Linked DNA regions of Homo sapiens: region 2 is linked to region 1. A link is a loop called in an ENCODE intact Hi-C map of the cell type or tissue named here. Cell type or tissue: heart right ventricle. All regions are shown on one strand. Each heading gives the region's core, and the rest is flanking DNA. Links, peaks and the distances in the headings are about the cores only.

Region 1 (9,181 bases), core at 624-8,623:
CCCTAGACATAATAAATGCCTGTTTTCTACAAAAACAATGTCTAACTCTGGGTGGACTGATCTCTTCTCAACAGCCCAGGGCAGGGCTGGTCCCTCATTCACCTGTGTCCACAGGGCCGAAGACACTGCACACACTAGGACAGGATTTGATTGAATTTAAATCCTGCCACCCACCAAGGAGACCTCGGGATATTTAATGTTTGAGGGCCACACTAAACGATCACTGCAGAGAACCACCTCTTTTCTTTACTGTAGTTTAAGTATGATAAGTGGGCTTTGCTATTACTTATTGGAAAAACCAGTAAGAAAAGCTAATTTTCAGGCTTCAATGTGATTTGACATGCAAACGGGAAGTTTTGCCAGGGGTTAATAAAGGTTGTGAATTCCAAATTCCTAGCCGAATATGGCTTTGCTGGTAAGCCCCCTGGAAGGGAGGTTGGGAGGGCTGACCAGATGGTCATCGGGGCACTGGGATGGAGGCACGCTGGGGCCTGACTGCCTGCTCTGCTGGAGACTGCAGAATGGATGGCAGATCCACAGTGCATCCCCCTTCCAAACCCAGGAGGCATCTGTCGCCTTCTCTTTGGTAGACAGTCTGGAGACAGCAGAAACCCTCTGCTCTATTTTTTTGCCACTCTAAATATAGCAGAAAACAAAATAAAATAAATAAGATAATCTTTGCTGCCTCCAGGTGCCCTCTGAGGGACAGACAGCTGCTCCAGAGTTGTTCATGAGGACAAAAAGCCCAGGCAGCCTGGAGACCCAGCTGCTCTGGGTGAGCCTTAGCTCACTTCCTGTGGTTCCTGGGACTTACCAGGCCCACCCCCATGCGCATTTCTCCAGGCAGGTTCTGAGGACTCTTTGGACAATTTCTCTTTCTTCTCAACCCTTCAATCTCCTAATCCACCCCCCTACCCCCAATATTTTCATAGAAACTAAGGGAATTTTGGAGGTGAAAGAAGTCATCTAGTTTCCAGTGTCCACCCTCCCCATTCTACAGATGGGGAAACCAAGGCACAGAGAGGGCAGTGCCTTGCCCAAGGTCATTCGGTGAGTCAGTGGTGGAGCAGGCCTGAGGCCCAGGTCCCCCAGTTCCCACCCCGTTCTGCAGCCCACCCCTCAGTCGGCCTTGGGCAGGGACTTCCTGTGCGAGGGGGGCACGAGGTGGGGGGGCAGGCTGCTGGGCAGCTCGTAGCCGTCGAGCTTGATCTTGATGAGGTGCTTGGCCAGCGCGAACTCCTCCTCATCAAGCATGCCGTCGCAGTCGCAGTCGGCCAGCTTCCAGATCTTGCCCAGGACGCTGTTGGGCAGCTTGGAGGTCACCATCTCCTTCTTGGCGTTGACACCTGATATCTTGCCATTGATGGGCGACAGAGTGTAGAAGAGCTCGTCGTAGACGGGCTTGTCTTTGGCCACGACCCACTCCTCCTCGTCGGCGCCCTCCTTGGCACCCTCCCCGTAGCCCTGGTTGAAGGGGCCCTCGGTGGTGCCATCGAAGGCGCCGCCCTGCACCAGCTGCGTGGGCGTGCTCGTCTCCTCCTGGCTGATGAGGTTCATGAGGGGCGAGATCTTGTTGCTCAGCATGTTGTCCACTGCCTCGATCAGCTTGGGCTTCAGCGAGTGGAATTTGGTGAAGTCATAGTTCTCAAGCTGTTCCTGCAGAAGGACAAACCACAGGATGGGTTACATGTGGTCTCTTCAGGGGGAAACAGTTGGGGGCCACTGGAGGGAGACTAATTCTGCCCCAGGCAGACGTCCCACCCACTACTCAGGAGTGCACTCTTTGGGAGCTTCCCACATCCAGATGTACCACATATAGGAGTGGTTGTTTTGGAACAAGAAACAAGTGTTTTTCCTATGGCAGCCAATCTCTGCTGGTGGCCGCATGAGCGACAGCAACCTCCGAGGACTCTGAGAAACCTTCTTTCACCTGCCTTTTTAAAAATGCTCTAGAGTTAGTATTCTATTTCTCAAGGGATTTCACTACACACTTCAGCCGATCTTCATAGCAATCCTGGGAGGAAGGAGGGGCAGGCATTTAGAACCACATTTTACAGAGAGCTGTGAGGGGCTGTCTGGCAGAGTCAAAGCAGAGCCCCTGTCTCCTGGCTCTTGACTAATGCTCTCTGTGCTGGAACACAGAGCTGTGACAGAAGGACTATGTTTACATAAAACAACTAATTAAATACCTTGTTTTCGGAACACGTAAAAAAATGTAGTGTAGGACAGCTTCTTAGTGGCTCTAACCTCTTATGAATGAGCTGAGGGCGCTACTCAACAGGAACCCCGTAGGACCAGCCCCACCAAGTACGGCCTGACCAGGGGCACCTGTGCTACCCCAGGAAGGTATCGAGGCAGGGCCACGGAGACCTTGCATATACAACATAATCATCATGAATCCACTGTCATTTCTAAAATATGGACAAATAAGCAAAAGCTGGAACTTGTAAGAGCAGGGAGTAGGGCTGGGGAGCACGAGGGAATAAACGTAGCTGGTAAGCCTGAGTATCACTGGCCAGGTCAGGACATATCTTAGCTCTACCTGTTGAGTGAGGCAGCCTGTCAGCAGACAGAGCAGCAGAAGCACAGGCTCTAGAGGGGGCCTGGGAAACACTGTGACTGCCCAACCAGGCTGGGGCAGACTACAGGATGCCACAGAGGCTCTGTGGATGGCACCGTAGAAACTGACCTTCCTACCTTGGTTCTCCTTGGTTACTCCATCCATCCATCCATCCATCCATCCATCCATCCATCCATCCATCCATCCAACAACCCACCTGTCCAACTAATCCTCCAACTAACCATCCATCCATTCAACCAACCCTCCATCCATCCATTCAGCCAACAATTCATCCATCCATCCACCTACCCGACCAACTTTTATTTGTCATTTACTCTGCACCAGCCCCTGTTCTGGGGCTTGGGGATACAGAATAAATATGAAAAGCCATAATTCCTGCTTTAAATGAGCTTATGTTGTAATGGAGGAAGGATACTCCAATTGTTTAAAAAAGGACTTGACATAACACAGTGAAAAGGATAACATGAAATCTATAAAGTCATTAGAAAGAAAAAAGCCAAGTCATTAAAAGGGAGAGAGGGGCCAGGCTCAGTGGCTCACACCTGTAATCCCAGCACTTTGGGAGGTCAAGGTGGGAAGACTGCTTGAGCCCAGGAGTTCAAGACCAGCCTGGTCATTAGACCCATATATATATATATACATATGTATGTGTATACATATATGTATGTGTGTATATATATGTATGTGTATATATATGTATGTGTATATATATGTATGTATATATATACATATGTATATATATATGTTAGGGAGAGGAAGGGAATAATCACATCAGATGGCTAAGGTTAAGGAAAACTACCGCCTGTATAAGGAGAAGAGCTCAGTTGCCCAGGGGGACCCCTGGGGACCCTCACTGTCTAAGGAGAGAAAACACTTGTTTATTGCAAGAGACAAACTTTCTGTGGCTCTGAACTGCGAGAGTTACCTAGAGCTTTACATGACAGGCTTCAAAGATCTGATGAAAAGTGTCTTCAACAGTAGTTTTATTAAATAAATGCAGAAATGTTCCAGGTATGGCAGGTTTTATATGTGAAGTATTTCTGTATGTACAGTTCTAGAGGGGGCCAAAGAGAGGCCATGCAGGTGTGCAATTTTCTGGAGATGAGGCAGGGAGATTTGCAAGGAAAAGTCAGACCTCGCTGTTTTGGACAGAAGCAATGTGACAGGCTGCTAGGAAAAAAAAAAAAAAACTTGGTGTTATCATAAATATCATGCTTTCTTGTAAAAAAAAAAAACAGAAAAAACTGGTAAGCAAAACTAAAAATTTAAAATAATTTATAATCTCATCATCTGGCAAAAACCTCTGCTAGCATATCTGGGCATGCATTTCTAGCCATTAACATACATACACACACACACACACACACACACACACACACACACACTGAAACAATACCACACTCTTAACAAATAATATGTCATATATTTCTGTGGTATTAATTTTTACATAACCTTTCTCTTAACAGTTACAGAATATTGAACTTAGACTGTAGAGCTGGGCCATTCTTAATTAACCCTGTCCCCTATAGCTGGACACACAGGTTGTTTCCAATAGAGAATCAAAATCATGGTCTCTAGGGTGGCAGGGCAGGAATTCTGGGCTGACATTTGGAAGGGGATTCCTGGGTGGTAGTTGGTGGGGGGACAGAGCTGAGAAATATCAGCTAAACGGGCTGACATTTCTCTAGGGAAGGGACTCTGACATATTCTCAGGAAGTAAAGTCAGCAGCCATCAAACCATGCAAACCCAGCGTGTGGCCCCTGCTCAGCTCAGAGCAGCGGGTACTGCAGGCCGGGTCTCTCAAACGCAGTCACTAGCATGTCACTCCTGACATCAGCACCAAACAATGCGGCCTGCACTTCGGGCTCCTGCCACCAACATCTCAATGGGCCAAGGAGATGGAAAAGAGAACGCTAAGCAGGTGGAGGAGCAGGCGTCCCCCACAAAAATCCCAGTGCTGCTGGGTCAACGAGTTTGGATTCCCCGGGTGCGTGAACACCTACCCCATTTCCTTAAGAATGAGCCTGCGCTCAGAGCGCACACAGAGCCCCTGTGTCTGGCCCAGCAGACAAAGGAGGGTGATGCCTGCCCAAACTTCCCACCAGCCTGCAGGGGCCGTGGATTCCGACTGCAGAGCTCTGGAAAACTGGCAGGGGGAGTGGCCGCATATTTGCAGGGGTGGACAGGAGGCAGCAGTTATTCCTGTCCTGGGAGGCAGGCAAGAAATAAACCCTCCATTCTCATCCCTGTGGTCCCCCCCAGGCTTGACCGGGGACTGCGGGGGCACCAGTTAAACCATCATCATGTCACTCCTGACATCAGCACCAAACCATCATCATCCCTGCCCTCTGCCACGGTGAGTCCAAAACAGTTCTTATTGGGATGAATACACACTGGGGAACTTAAAGGTATTTGCCCATCAACAGTTGTATCCACTAAGCCAGGACCCTGGAATTGCTCCCTCTCAAGAGGCAAAGGTCAGTTCCCAGCCCCGTCTCTGGTGGGGCTGTCCCTTGCCCATTAATTGCCAACATTAACCAGAAGAGTTTTCAAATCCACCAGAGGGTCTGAGCAGATGGGGCTGACTCTGCTGCCCTCTGCTGTTGAAATGCTGCCAACTCATGAGCTGAGGGGTCCAAATTCTCCTTCCAGTCAGAGGAGCAGAGTCAGCAGTAACGGTGGCCCTTCGGGTGCTCATCTTGTCCTGCAGTATTAACACTGTGCTGTCAGTCACGGTCCCTCCCCAGAGCGTGCCAGGCACGCACAGGCAGCCACACAGGTGGGTTGCAGGGCCTGTCCCAGCTCAGGGAAGGGCCTTCAGAATACACTCTCCTCTCACTGCTACAGCTAAGAGTCACTCTGACCAGCTGGCTCCATGAGAGAACAGGGAGAATAACAACCTAAAGCTGGCATCAGCGAGCTCTCTGCGTGACCCTGATATGTGCAAAGATCACAGTGTGGTCACTTCTAAGCGTATGTCCCCCCTCTGTCAAGGCCTATGTTACAGAGGATGTTAGACTTTAACAGCCTCAGGGATGGGACAGGCCCTAACCCACACACGCGCCCCTCAAAGCTTCCGGTGACAGCAAGCTAGCTTGCAGTATCAGGTGACACTAAGCATTCCTGACAGGCTCCAGGCTGCCTTGTTCCTTGGGGATTCTCCGAAGGAATGGGGTGATGTGACTGGGCCTCAGCCTACTTCCCAAGGAGGCCTCTTCCTGCAGCTTCTAGGGGTTGGCACGGGGAACCCCTGGTCTATAAGCCCTGTGGGAATCGAGGCTGCGTCAGGGCCTGAGAGCCTGCTGTGATATGGCCTTACACTAACTTACTAATTCACTTGGCTTGTGTGAATTGAGCACTCACCACGTCCTAGATGCTGGGGATATGGCAGTGAACAGGGCATGGGTCACTGACCTCATGGAGCCACAGACTTACGTGGGAGAGAGATACTAAATATCAGACATCAGATAATTCAATTACATGGAAGCACAACAGTGCTCATATTGTAACAAGAAACATGTGTCCTTACAGTGGGGTTGCTGTCAATTATTTTTACCCCCATTTGTTCATTTTTTCTGTTTTTTGACAGGGTCTCCTCTGTCGCCCAGGCTGGAGTGCAGTGGCGTGATCATGGCTCATAGCAGCCTCGACCTCCGGGCTTAAGCCATCCTCCCACCTCACCCTCTCAACTGGCTGGGAACACAGGCATGAGCCAACCACACCTGGCTAATTTTAAAATATTTTAATGGATATCGGGTCCCACTATGTTGCCCAGGTTGTTCTCCAACCCCTGGACTCAAGCAGTCCTCCCATTTCAGACTCCCAAAGTGCTGGGATTACAGGCGTAAGCCACTATGTCCAGCCTCATTTGTTCATTTTTTTGTGTTGATTTATTCCAGGGGCCTAGAACAGTGATAGCAGCAGGAGGCAGAAAAATGCTGAGGCAGATAGGGGTGGGTCTCCAGTGAAACCCTATCTTCAAGCCAAAGGCAGTTTAAAGCCTGCAGGCCAAGCTACAAGTCAAATCCATGGACTGGATTGAGAACCTGTCTTTCCATTTGGCTGCTTTTCTTTGATTGATCCTCACCCTTCACCTATTTTACATATACCTACCCTTCCCTAATTGTTTTTACACTGTTATGTCCACCTTTGACTGGTGCCTTTGTTTTAACCTTTTTTGCATACTCACAAATCAATCAGCATGCACTCCTCTATCCTGTGCCTATAAAAACCCCAGACTCAGCCACACTGGGGAGATGACCTGACTTCAGGAGAGACAACCCAATCTTCCCATCCCCTCTTCACTGAGAGTTGTTTTGTTGCTCAGTAAAATCCTCCACCCTCATCACTCTTCAATTGTCAGCATGACCTTATTCTTCTTGGATGCAGGACAAAAGCTTGGGACCCACCAAACGCAGGTACCCAGAAAGGCTGTAACACTGGCCCTCTGCCCTCACCATTGCAGGGTAGCCGTGCCACTCAACAGAAGCAGTGGTGGGGTCGAGCTGGACCGGAGCCATGGGCCAGAGTGGGGCAAGAGGGTGACTGAGCTGCTAACATGATGCACAACTAAAAGAGCTAATTAGCACACTGTAGCACCCCCTCTGGGGCTTTGGGGTTGCGGGCATCCCTGCCTGGGCACTGCCACGTTCCCCTTGGGGTGACACACCTGGTCTGGCTGCAGACCATGCACAGAGCCTGCTCCTATGTCAGCACTTGGAGTGGCTGGCTGGATCCTGCACTTGCTTGCTCACCCACCTTCCGTGGTGCTAAGGTACTGGGCATAGACCTGAGTCCAGGTGATTCTCAGCAAAGGCTTGGCCCTCCTTGTACCCTCCATCTCAGTGGGCCATGGCTGCTCCTGAGATCATGCTTTCCTTGTTGCCTTCCCCCAGCTCAGAGGACCCTGGGTGTCTTCTGACCTGGCCAGCCCAGGCTAGCTTTGTCATGAGTAGCTCTGGTCCCAGAGCCTGCTCCCTACATTATCGGGCTCACAGGGGACCAGCAGGAGAGGCCTGGCAAGGGAGGCCTCTGTGGAGCCCCAGGGCTCAAGAGCAGCGTCTCCCTGTGGCAAGGCACTGTAGCAACTTCAGGAAGCCAGCGAGGCACAGAGGCCCCAACTGGGCCACAGCTCAGGCTCTGTATTTCTTTATAACTTTCATTTAGGTCAAGAAACCAAGTTCCCTTCTGAAATATCTGAAGGGTACAAGGAAACAGCTGTCTTACTCCTTGGTCATGGGATACAGGGCATAACCAGGGGTGTGAATGGGGAAGTTGCCCAGGGAGACTGCTCCTGGAGGCCACAACAGCCCTCCAATACCACCTGGTGACCAGAAAAACCCAATTCAGCTTGTGAGCACAGGAATACCCATTTCACTGCTGGAAGAAAAGAGACATTTCTCTGTTGTGTGTGCGTGTATATATTTTTTTGAGACGGGGTCTTACACTGTTGTCCTGGCTGGAGTGCAGTGGTGCGATCTTGGCTCACTGCAACCTTCACCTCCAGGGCTCAAGTAATCCTCCTACCTCAGCCTCCCGGGTAGCTGGAACTACAGACATGCACCACCACACCTGGCCAATTTTTTTGGATTTTCTGCAGAGACGGGGTTTCACTACGTTGCACAGGCTGGTCTCTTGACTCCTAAGCTCAAGTGATCTGTCCGCCTTGGCCTCCCAAAGTGTAGGGATTACAGGTGTGAGCCACTGCGCCCAGGCTCTGTGTGTGTGTGTGTGTGTGTGTGTGTGTGTGTGTGTGTGTGTGTGTATATATTTATTTATTTTTTGAGATGGGGTCTGCCTGTGTCACCCAGGCTGGAGTACAGCAGTGCGATCTCAGTTCACTGCAACCTCTGCCTCCCAGGTTCAACAAATTCTCCTGCCTCAGCCTCCAAAGTAGCTGTGATTATAGCCACCACACCCGGCTAATTTTTGTATTTTTAGTAGAGACAGGGTTTTACCATGTTGGCCAGGCTGGTCTTGAACTCCTGACCTCAGGTGATCTGCCTGCATCCGCCTCCCAAAGTGCTGAGATTACAGGCATGAGCCATCACACCCGGCCCTCTGAATATATTTTAAAATAAATACAGCTAAAGCATATTGGGTCAGATCAAATATATTAGACTGATTCACTCTGAATCCAGGTGTAAAGAGCTGTCATCAAAACAGCAAGAAAAACCCACCTCTGAGTTAGTGTATAATTTATATAAAGCTTGCATTAAAAAACCCCTTAGGATCAAAGTTCCCCTCTCATCACCTGCTGGCCCTTGCCTCTTCTGCCCGACCTTCCCTTCTCCCTGTATCCTCTCTGCTTTCACCTTTCCCTCCTCCTGCCTCGGGCTGTACCTGCTTGCAGTTTTTAATCTATGCTGGCTTCAATGCTGTCACTCTGTGGCTCAAGGCAAAAGATGGTAACTGGTGGTCTCTGTGTGCAGCCCATATGCAGGTGGGCTTTGTTTGTCCTACATAGTATTTTTTTGAGCCTAAATGTGAAAATCAGGTGATCTGACATACAAATCCAGATTTCCAGCTTCTCTTGAGCCTTCCAGGTCTGTAGTCCCACAAGGCAGTGACCACTGGGCTAGACGGGGCTTCTGCATTGT
Region 2 (9,181 bases), core at 537-8,536, 69 kb before region 1:
ACCGGAATGGGAACTTTTGGTGCTTTTTCCGGCCCACCCATGGCTGCCCATGGACCAATAGGCATGTACCTCCTCCCCTGTGAGACCCATAAAAAGCCCCTGACTCAGCCAGACCAGAAGAGACGATGGGACGACCAGCTGCGGGGAGGAGCTACCCTCTCTGCTGAGAGCTGGAGAGATGACAGGACAACCTGCCCACAGAGAGGAGCTACTCTAGCCAGGGAAGCAAGCAGGCATGCCAGCTCTTTCTTTTCCAGTATTCCTGGGCCCAGTGGGGTCTTCTCACTCAGTTACAATATTTGATCTAAGAACATTCACTTTCCAACTGATCAGAAAGTAAAGGTGACTGGCATGGTGTGGCTGTGAGAGATGCAGTGTGACCTCAGAGGTGAACATCAGTGCCGGGACCATTTGGAGCAGGATGTGGTAACCACCAAATGGAAACCACGGCCTTTTGGCTCGACCTAGAGCATGAATGTAGCAAAGCGAAGCCCTGTACACTTTATAAAAACCAGCAGAAAGACACTCCAGTCTGAGTGAGCAGCTGGAACAAAGCTCTGCTGAGCTGAACACTCAACAGGACTACCTGCCTGCAGAGAGAGGAGCTATCCTCTTTGCTGAGAGCTGAACACTCGTTGGGACACCCTGGCTGCGGAGAGGAGCTGCCCACTGTGGGTCTCCTCTGAGCTATCCTATGGCTCAGTAAAGCTCCTCTTTGTCTTGTTTACCCTCTGCTTGTCTGTGTGTACCTCATTCTTCCTGGATGCAGGACAAGAATTGGGACCTGCTGAGTGGCGGGGCTAAAAGAGCTGTAACATGAAGAGGACTGAACCATGCGTCTTGCTCGCCACATTGTGGGTGTCCAGAAGGAAAGAAGAACTGCGGCCCTTTGGGGAGTCCAGACCCAGGAGCTTCCCAAGCTGGGGTTCTGACACCCTCTTTAGGGCTCTGCGGTTCCTGGTATCTGCAAGCTTCCAGGCACCACCATGCTTCCCAGTGTCAGCTGTGGAAGCTGCTTATGGTACACCTGGTCTAGCTGCAGCCTTGCAGGAAACCAGCACCTGTGTTGGCACCTGAAGCTGCCTGCCCCACCGCAGCCCACATGCCTAGCTGTGCGCAGTGGCCAAACCCCACACTCATTCGCTCACACACCCCTCGCTGCCCCACTCGCCCTTGGCAGGTGTGGGATCCAGGCCGGTAGCATGAGCTGAGCACAGCCTGCAGGGCCGAGTGGGCCCAATGGGCCCGAGCAAAACAGGCAAAGGCATCACTGGCCACAGAGGTTTCCAGCTGGTAAAGCAACACCCCAAAGATCCCGTGACAGTTTATGGCTGCGGTGAGCTATTATTGCGTCACTGCACTTCAGCCTGGGCAACAGAGCAAGACTCTGTCTCTTAATCTCAGCGAGTACAACAGGAAGATGTACTGAGCCCCAGACCACCCCATCTCTCAAGGTGACTGCTTGGATGGGCTGGCGTGACTGGGAAGGCCTTTGCCACTTTGCTGTCTCCTGGATTCCATATCTACTGGATGGGTGCCATCTTGCCTCTAGCCAGGGAAGCAAGCAGGCACACCAACTCTTTCCTTTCCAGTATTCCTGGGCCCAGTGGGGTCTTCTCACTCAGTTACAATATTTGATCTAAGAACATTCACTTTCCAACTGATCAGAAAGTAAAGGTGACTGGCATGGTGTTGCTGTGAGAGGTGCAGCGTAACCTCAGAGGTGAACATCAGTGCTGGGACCATTTGGAGCAGCATGTGGTAACCACCAAATGGGAACCACGGCCTTCTGGCTCGACCTAGAGCATGAATGTAGCAAAGCGAAGCCCTGTACACTTTATAAAAACCAGTAGAAAGACACTCCAGTCTGAGTGAGCAGCTGGAACAAAGGTACCACCTGAATAGAGGGTGTGTGGCAAGGGCAGGCACGAGACAGGAAATCAGACTGGAAGAGTAGGTTGGGCCTGGTCATGCGTGCCAAGGCAGGCAGCATTCTCTAAGGAGCAGTGGTAAGCCATCAAGGCATTTGTTACTAGGGGTGTGACAATATGAGATTGTATTTTCAGAAGATGACTGGGGCTATGATGATGAATGCTTTGGGTGGGAGTGGAATTAAGCCAGAGAAACCAGCTAGTTCACTACTGCAACCATCCAGCCAGGATACTGGAGACTTTTATTCAACATTAGGCAAATACTTGCTGAGCACATGCTATGTGCTAGGTACTGTTCTAGGTCCCAGGGGTGCATCAGTGAACAGACAACTGTCTCTGCCCTTGTGGAGTTCACATTCTAGCAAGGGTGAAAGAATGATAAACAGTTTATGTAGGTGAAATACATATATATATATATATATATATTTTTTTTTTTTTTTTTTTTTTTTGAGATAAAGTCTTGCTCTGTCACCCAGGCTGGAGTGCAGTGGCACGATGATAGCTCATTGCAGCCTCTACCTCTTGGACTCAAGTGATCCTCTGGCTTCAGCCTCTAGCGTAGCTAGGAGTATAGGTGCATGCCACCATGTCCAGTTAATTTTTAATTTTTTTGTAGAGATGGGGTCTCCCTACGTTGCCAAGGCTGGTCTTGACCTCCCGGCCTCAGCAATCCTCCTGCCTCTGCCTCCCAAAGTGCTGGGATTACAGACATGAGCCACCACGTCTAGCCCTAAAATATATAGCATGTCAGATGGTGATGAATGCTAACGAGAAAAAATACGGAAAGGGATATAAAGATTTGCAGCAGGGGGACAGATTATAAATTTAGAAAGTATAGTCAGAGAAGGAAGTCTTATCAATGTGATATTTGAGTGAGGACCCAAAGGAGGTAGCTGGAATGTGGATGCCAGTGGAGGAGAGGAGACGGTGGGTTTGAGAGACATAGGAGACAGAATCAACAGGACTCAGAGCCAATCAGTAGGATGACGGGAGTGAAGGAGAAAGCTGAGTCAAAAAGATTTTGATTAGAGGTGACACAGGGCCACTGTAGACCCCTGCGCAGGCGGCACACCACGCAGCCTGCCGAAGTGTACGTGGTGGCCCTGGGTGTCTGGAGATGGTGATGCTGTTCAGCAGGACCCAAACCATAGCCGAGCCCTTCCTTTTCCTCCATTGGTGTCATCTGGTAGTTTGTCTTCCCGGGTAAGAAGGTTGTAAATTTCTTAAGATGATGATTGTGTCATCCCTGATAGCCCCAGATTAGCCAAGCCAAGTGCTGAGCACATTCCTGGTGCTCAGTAAATGTCACTGTTAAAGGGGGCTTCCCAGAGCCACACAACACCCAGAATAGCCCGTGGCCATGGGGCCTCAGCCTTACTCATTCTGGAGCTCCCAATGCCACTTCCATGGTGGCCTTTCCTGGTAGATGCTAGGAGGCTGGCCTCTCCAGGGTGGGAAGGCATAGGGTCCACTGTGCAGACACAGCCCCACAGGGGATTTGGCTTATGGGCTGGGTAGCAGCCTCTGGCCCTGTGGACGGTCAGGGCCCATGCTGGTGTGTGTGCGTGATGCTTTCTGCTTTCATTTTTCCGTCCTCATCTTTCTATTACTGGTTGTCCAGGGTCCTTTGGTCACCAACGAGCATTTCCCAGTGACACAGCGCGGCCTTTCCAGGGAGGGCATCTCTTGGGCAGGGACTGGGTGCTGCAGACATCAGCCCTTCCATCCCCTGTCTTCTTCTTTCTCTCAGAGCTCTGCGTGCCTCTTGCTGTGCCCTACCTGGACAAACCCCCAACTCCGCTCCACTTCTACCGGGACTGGGTCTGCCCCAACAGGCCGTGCATTATCCGCAACGCTCTGCAGCACTGGCCGGCCCTCCAGAAGTGGTCCCTCCCCTATTTCAGGTGGGAGCTGCCCTGGGGTCAGGTGTGAGCAGTGATTACTGGCATCTGGGCATGGGCTGAGTGTCCATTCCTCTAGAGCCACAGTGGGCTCCACAGAGGTGAGTGTGGCCGTGACCCCAGATGGTTACGCGGATGCCGTGAGAGGGGATCGCTTCATGATGCCAGCTGAGCGCCGCCTGCCCCTGAGCTTCGTGCTGGATGTGCTGGAGGGCCGGGCCCAGCACCCTGGAGTCCTCTATGTGCAGAAGCAGTGCTCCAACCTGCCCAGCGAGCTGCCCCAGCTGCTGCCTGATCTGGAATCCCATGTGCCCTGGGCCTCCGAAGCCCTGGGTGAGTGGAGGTGGGGTGGTCGTGGCCCTGGACAGGGAAGATATGGGAAGGAGGGGGGTCAGCCTGTTTGCCCTTAGGTGATGACCTGGCCTATGGGCTTGGTCCTGTCAGCATCTGGTGCAGCTCACTAAATACATTCCCAGGCCTTGACTTAATCATAGATGAATTGCCAAAGATTGTTGTCCTTCCTTCTGCCCCAGGGAGGGAGGACCCCTTCCCCAAGATTTCCCAACCTCTGCCTCTTCTCCCTGACCCCTTTCTTGGGATTCTTCTGTGCTCACCCAGGTTTTGGCTCTGGCATCACTGGATGGCAGCTTTCCCCAGCCTGGCCTTCCTAACTTGCTCTCTGCCTTCTGCCCTGCAGGAAAGATGCCCGATGCTGTGAACTTCTGGCTGGGGGAGGCGGCTGCAGTGACTTCTTGTAGGTGTAAGGGGAATACAAAGGTGGGGAAGGAGCAGGTTGGGGCAGAGGGAGGGAAGACGAGGCCAGGAGTGGAGGGATGGCCCTGGGTGGAGGTTGGGCTGTTCTCTAAGATTTCTTTTGGCTTCTAGGACTCGGGCACCACAGAGGGTTTCCCCTGACAGCTGAGGTCGGGGAATGGACCCATGGCATTGGGGGCGGGTGCATTGTTTCTTCTAGACCCAAAGAAACCTCCCTGAAGGCCCGCTGGGCCAGGGGGTAAGTGTAGGAGAACTTCCCCTCTTGTTGAAGAGGAGTCCAGGGCCTGGTGAGCATCAGGTCCCTGGTAGGCAGAGTTCCAGAATGCCCATCAGAGCCCCTGGCATCTCCAGCCCACTGGCTCTGTGCGTGCTTCTCTTTTGTCATAGGACGTCTTGGGGTGCAGGGCTCTCAGCATGATGGTTTGCCTCCTCCCGTGCCCCTGCCCTCCATACCCTGCCCCCGGGCCTTCTTTCTGTTGGCAGTGCACAAGGACCACTATGAGAACCTCTACTGCGTGGTCTCAGGAGAGAAGCATTTCCTGTTCCATCCGCCCAGCGACCGGCCCTTCATCCCCTATGGTAGGGGATGTGGCCTGCAGGGAGGGGCTGGGGAACAGCTGGCCCAAGGGGGAGGGAGGCAGCAAGAGCCTGGGAGGCCAGTTCCCAGGCCTGAGGTGTGGCTGTGGCATCCCCAGTGCACCAGGGCCCCTGATCCCCTTGCCCCTGCCCAGGGCTGGCTGGGGTGGAGGAGGGTCTGGCAAGTTCCAGGCTGTTTGCAATTCCCCCACACCCTTCTCCCTTGGGCTCCAGAGCTGTACACGCCGGCAACCTACCAGCTAACTGAAGAGGGCACCTTTAAGGTGGTGGATGAAGAGGCCATGGAGAAGGTGTCTGTCCTGTTCTTGGGCTCTAGGGAGGGAGAAGGGCAGAAGCCTGGCTCTGAAGAACAGGCACAAAAGATCTGGGGAGGTGGCACCTTGCTCTGAAAAGTCTCTAAGTCTGAGGCCTTTCACTGCTGAGCCAAGCAGGGCCTGTGGTGTTGACCTTTGGAAGGGACAGAGCCTGAAGTCCTGGGGGGTCTGGGGGGCTGCTCCCTGGCATCTGATGTGTTCCCAGGTGCCCTGGATCCCACTGGACCCCTTGGCGCCAGACCTAGCACGGTACCCTAGTTACAGTCAGGCCCAGGCCCTTCGCTGCACGGTGCGGGCCGGTGAGATGCTCTATCTGCCGGCTCTGTGGTTCCACCACGTCCAGCAGTCCCAGGGCTGCATCGCAGGTGAAGAGTTGCCCAGGCCGCCTGGGGAGAGGCCCTGTCAAGGTCCAGCAGGGCCTCTGGGGGGAGGCTTGGGAGGCTCTAGGTCAGAAGAGGGATCTTCATGCTCAGATCCCCGTTCTTCCCACAGTGAATTTCTGGTATGACATGGAATACGACCTCAAGTATAGTTACTTCCAGCTGCTCGACTCCCTCACCAAGGCTTCAGGCCTTGACTGATGGAGCACTGGTGAACACCACCAAGCACGCCTCGGGGGACGGAGCCAGCCCCTCCCTGGCCAGGTCAATTCTCGAGAGAGCCTGGAGTGTGCATGCTGGCTGCTGGCCCCGGGTCCAGCATGGCTTGAGATCAGCTTTGGAGGATCTTGGAATGTGGTCATAAGGACTCAAGGTGCCAGGCAGGTCTGGGTGAGGGTTCTCAGGAAGTTGCCACACAGGTGAGCAGAGTGGGGATCAGGTGCAGCGGCACCTCTCCCCAGCGCTGTGATGTTGGGCGAGTCACTGCGTCTCGGGCATTGGTGTCCTGTCAGTAAAGAGATAATAATGGCTGTACCTCGCGGGGCTGTTGTGGGCTTGGAGATGATGTCTATGAGGACCAGCATGGAGCTGGCACACAGGACATGTTGAATAAAAGGTAGCTGTGAGTCGTATGTCCTTTTTTTTTTTTTTTTAAGATGGGGTCTCGCTCTGTCACCCAGGCTGGAGTGCAGTGGTGTGATGTCAGCTCACTGCAAGCTCCGCCTCCCAGGTTCACACTATTCTGCCTCAGCCTCCCAAGTAGCTGGGACTACAGGTGCGTGCCACCATGCCCGGCTAATTTTTTTGTATTTTTAGTAGAGACGGGGTTTCACCGTGTTAGCCAGTATGGTCTTGATCTCCTGACCTCGTGATCCACCTGCCTCGGCCTCCCAAAAGTGCTGGGATTACAGGTGTGAGCTGCTGCGCCTGGCTTATGAGTCGTATGTTCTGATCCTCCCTCTTGAAGTTGCCTTCTGTGGTCTAAGGAGGGCCTGAAGGTTCAGGTAAAAACTTCAGGGTGACCTTCACTGGGGGTGAGGGCTGGATCCCAGCCTGGGCCCAAAGAGCCGTCAGCTGCCCAAGTCCCGCTGTCCATGAGAGTCACCGCAGCCCCTCCCTGGGACAAGCAAGCAGACCTGAGTCTTGTAGCTCTCTGGTCCGGACCTCTTTGCCCAGGACCTTGAGAGCTATTCCTAGCTCTCCTATGGTTACTGTCCTCCCCCAGTTCAGGGGCAGCAGGTGGGACCTGGTGCCCTGGGGATAACCCCTGTTTCTCCCATAACAGGCACAGGCAGGAAGGGACGGAAGCCCCCGCCTCTCCTGGGGCTGTCCCTCTGAGGAAAGAGTTGGTCTCCACACGCTGACCCCCCCACAAACCATGCCCTGGAGGCAGAAGAACCCCCTGCCCCTGAGTGCCAACCCACAGGCCTCATCCCTGGCCACTCAGCACCTAGCTTTGAAGGGCTGTTTTATGTGACAGCCACTCCCCTGCCTGTCGTGAGGGGGCCCGGGTGTTCATCTCAGATTGATGGATCCCTGCCATCAAGACTGGGCATTCCTGTCCAACAGGTGCCAGAGTTGCGAAAGGCCTGTGACAGGGAACTCCACTCTTCCCTTGGCTGCTGTTCTGGGACTCACCCCTGCTTTCCTTCTGCTCAGCCCCTGGCAGCAAGCTCTCCAGGCTGGGATTGCAGGGCTGGGTGGGGCAGGCCCAGCTGGTAAAGGCTGGCGAGTGCCACAGAGGTATCAGGAGCTCTAGTATAGGCTTAGGGTGCCTCATTTCCTGGACAGGTGGCTGGTTCAGGAGTGGGTGTGGAGCTTAGGTGGAGCAGAGGCGGCGGGTAGGAGGGACTTGGGACCAATTGGGACATCACATCCCTGGCTCTGGGTTAGAAAGCTGACAGTCCTTGATCCTGTGGCCACTGCCCCATCATTCCTGCTCCTGAGGACTCAGTCTCATGGCTGTGGTAAGGCCTGGCAGGGCCCTGGGTCCCTACTGGGACCCCTGGTCTCTACCTGGGGCCTAGTTAATATGTTTCTTATGGGAGCTGTGGTCTTCTCCAGGGGTAGGGAGGGGAGTTTATTGACCACAAGACCAGGGTAGCGGGCAGAAGCCAGGGGAGGAGGAGGCTTGGGGATGAGGGATCCGTCCTGAGTGTTTTCTGTCCTGGGAACGGGCTCCTGGCAGAGCTCCCTGGCACCACAGATTTGGGCCCTGGAGACTCAGAGGCTCCCAGCTGCCGCCCTGAGGCCCTGGAAGCAAGTGGCTCCTCCATGCTCCTCTGACTCAGTTGCCTGGAGTGTGAGGGCCCTGGGCTGACCCTGGTGGATGAGGCCCTCCAGCACTGCCCTGGACCTGGTTGCTCCCTGGACTTGACCTGTTAGGGTCCTTGTGGAGGCAGGTGGAAGGCCGAAAGGAAGCAGTTGGCACAGGCTTCCCTGGTCCCGGTGCGCCTGCCAGGCTGCATTCCCAGAACCAGGGGCATGGGTTTGGAGGGAGCTACCGGGGGACCATCTTCAGCCTGACCTGGCAGGACCTGGAGGACATGACAGCCTGTGAGGGGTCTGAGCTAGGAGCCGCCTCCCCTGCCCAGGAGAGAGCCCATTTCCAGGATGCTCTTCTGACCAGGGTGGAGGGAGGGTACGAGAGCAGCTCAGCCTGGGGCCCAAGGCCCTGATGTGCTACTTCCCCTCCCTCGATAGCTTATGTCCCCTGCCACCCAAGACCAGCCGGAAAGCTGCTTAGCTGGGGTGTGGGCTGGGGATGTGGGGTGGAGAGCCTAAAGGATACTAGCCCGAGAAGGTGGAAGCAGGTCTGTGTGAGGCATAAATCTGGAGCCAGCCTGCCCGGGCTCCAACCCCAATTGTGGACCTCAGGCAAGTGACTGCTTCTCTGTGCCTCAGTTTCCTTGTGGAGTGGGCCATCGTAAATAGTATCTGTGCATAAGGTGGTTGTGCGATAAATGAGTTAATGTATGCAAAGCCCTTGGCCCAGAGCCGGCGCAGAGCATTGTGTAAGTGCTGGCAGGCGTCATGATGGAGATATCATGTCTCCTCTTGTTGATTCAGGATTCTGATGAGATGGAGGATGGGCCTGGGGTTCAGGATTAGGCCTTGAGGCACTGCTCCAGCCTCCTTTGTGGCCCCTGTCACCCTTGGCTTCATCGGCCCGTAGCAGGTCTCCCCTCTCCCACCTCTGCAGGCAGAGGTGTCCAGGACCTGCCTGCTCACGGTTCGTGTCCTGCAGGCCCATCGCCTACCCTCTAAGGACCTAGGTGAGTGCG

The links. A loop is a pair of places that touch in the nucleus more often than their neighbours do. Peaks named below come from ENCODE experiments on the same cell type or tissue, not always from the same donor. Only the 100,000 strongest peaks of a DNase experiment are listed, where the experiment ranks them.
Region 2: a loop joins it to region 1, with 2.1 times the contacts of the local background. A loop is called at or near these places in 49 of 110 quality-filtered maps.

The regions. Positions count from the first base shown.
Region 1 is chr15:41,899,526-41,908,706 of GRCh38, forward strand. EHD4 (EH domain containing 4) reads right to left here. Exons shown (of 6, transcript NM_139265.4): 6 at 1-1,656. The coding sequence ends at 1,120. Among named protein-coding and RNA genes, the nearest start is that of SPTBN5, 10 kb to the left of the region's middle. RefSeq lists enhancers at 4,099-4,603, 4,604-5,107, 5,429-5,498. In heart right ventricle, for the core only: CTCF peaks have their summits at 5,186 (motif pointing left) and 5,391; a DNase peak (open chromatin) is centred at 5,186; H3K27ac peaks cover 5,929 bases.
Region 2 is chr15:41,831,059-41,840,239 of GRCh38, forward strand. It overlaps JMJD7-PLA2G4B (JMJD7-PLA2G4B readthrough), which reads left to right. Exons shown (of 25, transcript NM_005090.4): 2 at 3,682-3,835; 3 at 3,912-4,165; 4 at 4,530-4,586; 5 at 5,090-5,185; 6 at 5,417-5,493; 7 at 9,100-9,172. It overlaps JMJD7 (jumonji domain containing 7), which reads left to right. Exons shown (of 8, transcript NM_001114632.2): 2 at 3,682-3,835; 3 at 3,912-4,165; 4 at 4,530-4,586; 5 at 5,090-5,185; 6 at 5,417-5,493; 7 at 5,723-5,882; 8 at 6,010-6,523. The coding sequence ends at 6,098. PLA2G4B (phospholipase A2 group IVB) reads left to right here and starts at 7,789. Exons shown (of 20, transcript NM_001114633.2): 1 at 7,789-7,864; 2 at 9,100-9,172. The coding sequence starts at 7,856. In heart right ventricle, for the core only: no CTCF peak of the experiment used is centred there; no DNase peak of the experiment used is centred there.